Regions from separate parts of the Homo sapiens genome. Here region 2 is linked to region 1. Evidence: chromatin loops called from intact Hi-C (ENCODE). Cell type or tissue: heart right ventricle. All regions are shown on one strand. Each heading gives the region's core, and the rest is flanking DNA. Links, peaks and the distances in the headings are about the cores only.

Region 1 (2,922 bases), core at 191-2,690:
ATAGATCAGTTTCTCCTCCAAAACTGTGTGTTGCTCAACACTAAGCCCATCTTTCATCTCTATATTTTCCACACCTAGCAAATGTCTGACATGCATTAGGTATGCAATAAATGTTTGATGAATGAATTCACAGCTGATGGGTCTAGAAAGTCATGATCATGATTTTTACTTTTAATTAAAGAATCTGGGGAACCGTTGTAGACATTTAAGAAGGTGATGATACCCAAATGATACTTGCAGAGGGTAGTTAGAACAAAAGAGAGAAGACATCTTAAATTTCTCAGAGATGGTAAGAATGAGGAGCTAACGAATTAAAGCATTTGATTTCCCAGAATTCTATTTTTAACAATTCTCACTGTAACTTACTAGGTTTAAAATTAGTACAAAGTGTTGGAGGCAGAGTTATTAAATAGTTTGTAAATTCGACAGGAGAGAAGCCAACATATTTGAAAAGTTAATCATTTAAACTTCACATTTTAATCTTAACAAAGTCTTCCAAAATGTTTTTAAAAATATTAGTGTCACCTTAATTTTGACATTTATGAGAAGATCTAATATACTTAGCCTATATCTAAAAAGCCCTTGGTTTTCTTTCTGACTCTTTTTACTGAGAAGTCTAATCACTTCTCTCATTCTGTCAACTAACCTGAACTGTTGTCTTTTGCTTCTAACTTTTCTTTCTTTTTTCTTTTTTTGCCTCGCTGTAATGTCCAGAGGTTCTGGAAATGAAGAAAAGGTGATTTGTGAGGGGTTGGCTCTACTAGTACTATACAAGAGGGTGAGCAATAAGCCTCCCAATACTTTCTGTGCTCTTGAATCCTGTGTCCTCACAATTCTTCCAGGGCTGGCAGCTTGCTTATCTCCAGTGAAAGCTAGGCATAATTTCAAATGTCACATTGCAGAGAAATCACTCTCCTTGTCATCAGGAAAAGAAAGAGACACAGGAGAGGAGAGATGCCTTCTTATATCTGGAATCTGGCACTGTCAGCCATTTGGAACTTGCCTCCTAGGCTCTGTCTGGCCTTGGCTTGCAGAAGGCAGGGTTGCTGTGTAGCACAAGGAGGTGCAAAAACAAACATGGGCGCAAAACCAAATACTTGACTGCAAGAAATGTTCTGAAAGTTTTAAAGTGAAATACTACTTCCAGCTGTCACTTTATATAAGGATTAAGTTGAGCTCAAGGGGCTGCAGAAACTAAATAAGAAAGGGAATTATCCATTAAAGTACTGATGCAAGTTGCAAAAGATGCCTGGGTATTCTACAGAGAGATTACTTTTGATCTCTTTGTCTACTCTTCGATTTACTCCTTCGCCTTCTCACTTGTCTTTCTGTATATATCTGAAGATGTGCTATTGCTACTGCTAAGGTGGATGGCAGAGCTTCATATTCTTGCTTTCCTACAGTCAAGGGCATCCTGCCCACTGGTCTCCCTTTCTTTTTAGGAAATGTTGCCTCTTGTGGTGACTCCTCCTTAGCCTCATGGTCTGCATAGAACACTGTTGAAATGAACATTGTCATCCAATGATCAGAGTATAACACAGCAGTAGGCACATAGTAAGTGCGTACTAAGACTTTTTGGTTGATTGGCTGTGTTTAGACACATGCATTCCCACCATCGTTTTCTAACCTTTGATACCCATGATGCATAGTTCTTCATTACATTGTTCTGCCCAAGTTATACCCCATGTCCTTTTACTGGCTCAACACCTATAAACTCCTTAGATAACCCGTCATCATCCATGCTCATGATGACCATTTTTTGGCCACATGGATACAACTTCTCAGCCCCTGGGGTTCTTTCCATTGCTCAGTTTTGCTCCATTTCAATGCCAATGACAGCTCAGAAGTATGAAACAGAAACATAGAAGGTGATGTGGTCACTTTTTGCACACTCCCCTCTTTCATCCTATATCTAGCTTTCATTTTAACAGGGCAGTTACAGCCTGAAACTCATGTAGCTGTGTTATTGGCTTTCAGGTGAGTGAGTTGGGGAGGGTTTATTTTCAAACATTTTTATAGTATAAGAACCCAAGTCTTTCTCCCTATTTTCTAGCTTGCTAAAATAAGACCACATTTGAAATCTAGTGTCTCTCAAACCGACTGCCTTTATTAGATTTTGATTATTCCTGACTGCAGGAACTCTTGAAGCACAGGCTTCACTCATTACTGCTCTCAGAGAAACATTTCCACATGTGGAATTGGGAGCCATGCACTAGGGGGAAAATAGACTAATCTGTTCATAAACCACGAAGCCCTCCTAAAACTGTATAAACACTGGCAGAAGTATTTCTCAAAGTTCATGCCAGAAGGAAGGACACATTTTTGTGAAGTTTGTGAACCTTTATTCAAATTCAAAGCCCTCATTCAGTCTTAGGAATTCACACTGAGTAGTATGTCTCATCCCATGCCAGGTGACACTGAGAGTAATATTCTGCAAAATTCAATATTTTTGCTAATGGTGCTGTTACTTAGCTATTTGAAAATATTTTCTAATAAAGGAAAATGTCAAGGCACATCAAAAGTAATATTTTATGTCATTTTGTCATTAAAATCTTAAGCTGGATAATAAATTCACAACCTTTTTCGCCGTAACTTTCATCATTCTGATTTAGTCAATCATATTGTACAAGGGACAAATGTTATCCTTGTCCTTTTTTCTGTAGATAAAAATGCAGCAGGTGTTAATTTTAAGGATCTTCACATTTCATTTCAAATTTTGCCTTGTCAGTATTAAGTTTATTTTAAAAAATCTTTCAGGAAGAAACTATTAAAGGGCATTTTGATGTCAGAATATATAAGAAGGAAAAGTGCGGTTATATTTTTATCACAGAAAACTATCATAAATAACTTCACACTCATGATTCACAGATGTCCTCAATAAAGAGTTTGTAATTGTGAAAAAAAAAAAAGAAATGTGTGAAG
Region 2 (2,922 bases), core at 298-2,797, 240 kb before region 1:
AACGCAAAACAATAATTTGTATCCGCCAGAATACACTGACATACACTCGGTGGCCAAAAACTGCTTGACATTTCTGAAAACATACTTTAGATGGCAAGCCTGACACTAAGCAATGAGTGAAGGGTTTAGGTGTTTCTGCAATAATTAATATGGATAAGAAACATGGTAGAACCTCAGGAAGACTAAAGCTCTTAGTTTTGGTAGTGAGGACTGCAGGTGGTTTTGCTTGTGTTAATGAAAGCCAGAAACATTGATGATGTGGCTTAAGAAGATGTTTTGACACCTGAAGTGATTTATGGTGTAGGGCTTTAGGACTTCCTATGAAGAACCAGTTTCTTCCCCAGTGGCTTTGTGTCACCTCCCATAAAATGTCCAGTGGAAGCTTTCAGCCACATTAACTATTTGAGCACTGTAATCTCACAATGCATGGTGACCACAGCAGTTTTGGCCAAAGGCCTGGATAGAAAACCCTGGCAACTCAAGAGATCAAGCAACCTGAATGGTTTGGGCTCTCTAGGAAAGTATTCAGAGGGTCTGCTTCTTTAAACAAAAAACAACAAAACTCTTCCCATTTCTCACTGAACCATCATTGATAAGGGCTCCTGGTGTCCTCCCTGTCTGTTCACCTTAAGAGAGGGGCACAGAAGCCTCTACTTAGCTGCTGTTTCTGAGCCACATTGTGTGGAGGAAGGAGGGTACTCAGACAAACAAGGCTCACTAACCATTTGTTGTACTGTTACAAATTGGGCCGAGCCCTAGGTGTCTTTTCTAGCACCCTTGAAAATAGCATCCAATTCTTTGGCTAATTCCAGGCGAGGTGAAGAACTATGGTAAGCAGTAGCATCATCACCATGGAAAACCAAGGTATATGGGAAAAGTTAAAGATGTGGTGTTCTTGTAACTGTGGCTTATAATCAATGGAAGTAAGGCCCCTATTTACCAATAGTAAAGAGCATTTGTGTTTAGACTTCAAACTGCAGCCCTTCCTGGGTTCTGCTTAAACTTGATTTTTAGTTTCTTGAAGTGGTTTTGGAATTATAGTTGAGATAAAGATAGTAATATCACAATATAGATTTAGCTTTTAAATTGCATCAAGTAATATTGGAAGGCTTTAAAACTTACTTTAATATTCAAGCATAGAACAGGAGAGACTCAGACTATTTATACTTTCGCATTGGAGCTTGAATTGTGTACAAGTATGTATGTGAGTGTTTTGAATGTTTTCTGTTAGGTTTTTAGCTACGATAGGGCACATCAACTTATTTACACTCCAGCATAGTGAGCAGCAGCATAAGCCTTGGATCTGACAAAGCCGTGATTCTGTGGGAACATTTATATCACGTTTTCTGTCTCTCTCTCCTAAAGGGCGACTGAGGGAACCGATCCCTCTGGGACTTTTGCATGAGTCATTTGGCAGTCAGCATTGCTGCTTGTGAGCTATTGACAGGCAGTAGCCACTCCTCCCTCACCATTCCCTGTTCTGAGAAGCATACCTTTATCACTTCCATGCTTTTCTTCTTCTGTTCTGAAATTTTTTTAACAGAAAGGGTGTGTGTGTGTGTGTGTCTGTGTGTATGTGTGTGTGTGTGTGTGTGTGTGTGTAGGGTGAGAGAGGAAGAAAAACAGGTGATTTATATGCTTTAAATTCCTTTTCATTTTGCAAGGAGACCACATGCCATTTCCAAGACAGAGACATCCTGTGAGAAACAGATTTCATTAGAGAGTCTGAAATGACAGGAATGGTTTAAATTCAGCATCGAGGAAGAGAATGCTGCCTCTAGGTAATGCACAGCTAAAGTGGTTCCAAATGTTTTATCTGATGCCAGCTGTGCAGCCTTCTGGATAAATCATTTCACATCATACACTTCAGAGCATCCAGTGCGGATGTATCCCCCTGCCACAGAGATCCTTAACTGGAAACAAGCAGCTACTGCACTGCTACTGCCCCAAAAGGAGCTGCTTCCTCACCCCCTCACCGTTTCAGCATTTCCAGCACCATCACCTCATCCCAACAGCTCCATGACGGAACTCAGAGTGATGCAGACCAATAAACTCTGCCCATTGGGACTGAGTTTCCCTGAGTACACTAGCCATTCACTCCTATTTATTTTCCTTTAGACATGGTGAATCATCTTTTGTGCCGTCTTACATTGTGTGACTCATTGCAGTCTATTTTCTGCCCAGGCTCAGCCCAGTGGCTCATTTCTGGAGAGGCCCCTTCCATGTCTTAAATGTCATGGATCACAACATTGTACTTTGTAGGAATCCCAAGCTCGCTTCACCGGAGATTAGTGTAGTTAATCAGTAAGAGGATGACAAAGAAATTGCCTTTGTATGGATGAAACTACCCAGGTCTCTCAGACACTTATTTTAAGACCATAATTTGCATATTGCTTTGTGGTGATGACAGTGTTGGACTTTGTAATTTCATTCCCTTTGCTTTTATCAGGAGACACGTGTATCAAATGCAGCATGTGAAATCAACATCTGCTTAAAGAAGTTTCCAGCACAAACCTTAGCTAGTGGTGGCCTTTGCTAATGGCCTCCCTTCCCCTCCCCTCTGCTCTTCCACTTACCTTTTCTCCATGTACATGTTGGAGCAAAATAATTTTTATTTCTTCTTGATGCTCTTTCTAATTTATGACAAAATAGCTTTTCCAGATGACATATTACTAGTTAAATCAGAAAAAAAAAGAGTTTGTCCAGTATACTTAGAAATGATAAACTTCACATTCTCTGGAGATTTGAGGAGCTTTTGGTGTCTGTCTTTGATAGTAAAGGAACCAATAGTAGTCTCTGCTTCTCCTAAAGGGCCAGGAAGAGATGCAGAAAAGTCTGGTGTCTGTGTCAGGTGTGAAGGAATGAGCTTGGCTGCCTGCATACCTTGGCCACGATTCCTGATGGCTAGGCTGGCTGTGGCTA

The links. Peaks named below come from ENCODE experiments on the same cell type or tissue, not always from the same donor. Only the 100,000 strongest peaks of a DNase experiment are listed, where the experiment ranks them.
Region 2: it touches region 1 in a loop (2.3-fold over the local background); 5 of 110 quality-filtered maps call a loop at or near these places.

What each region holds. Positions count from the first base shown.
Region 1 is chr6:81,899,786-81,902,707 of GRCh38, reverse strand. The region is part of intron 3 of LINC02542 (long intergenic non-protein coding RNA 2542); the gene reads left to right. Among named protein-coding and RNA genes, the nearest start is that of LINC01526, 87 kb to the right of the region's middle. In heart right ventricle, for the core only: CTCF peaks have their summits at 1,271 and 1,470; a DNase peak (open chromatin) is centred at 887; H3K27ac peaks cover 2,266 bases.
Region 2 is chr6:82,143,613-82,146,534 of GRCh38, reverse strand. No RefSeq gene overlaps it. Among named protein-coding and RNA genes, the nearest start is that of LINC02542, 43 kb to the right of the region's middle. RefSeq lists an enhancer at 1,150-2,349. In heart right ventricle, for the core only: no CTCF peak of the experiment used is centred there; DNase peaks (open chromatin) are centred at 1,394 and 2,010; H3K4me3 peaks cover 438 bases; H3K27ac peaks cover 2,500 bases.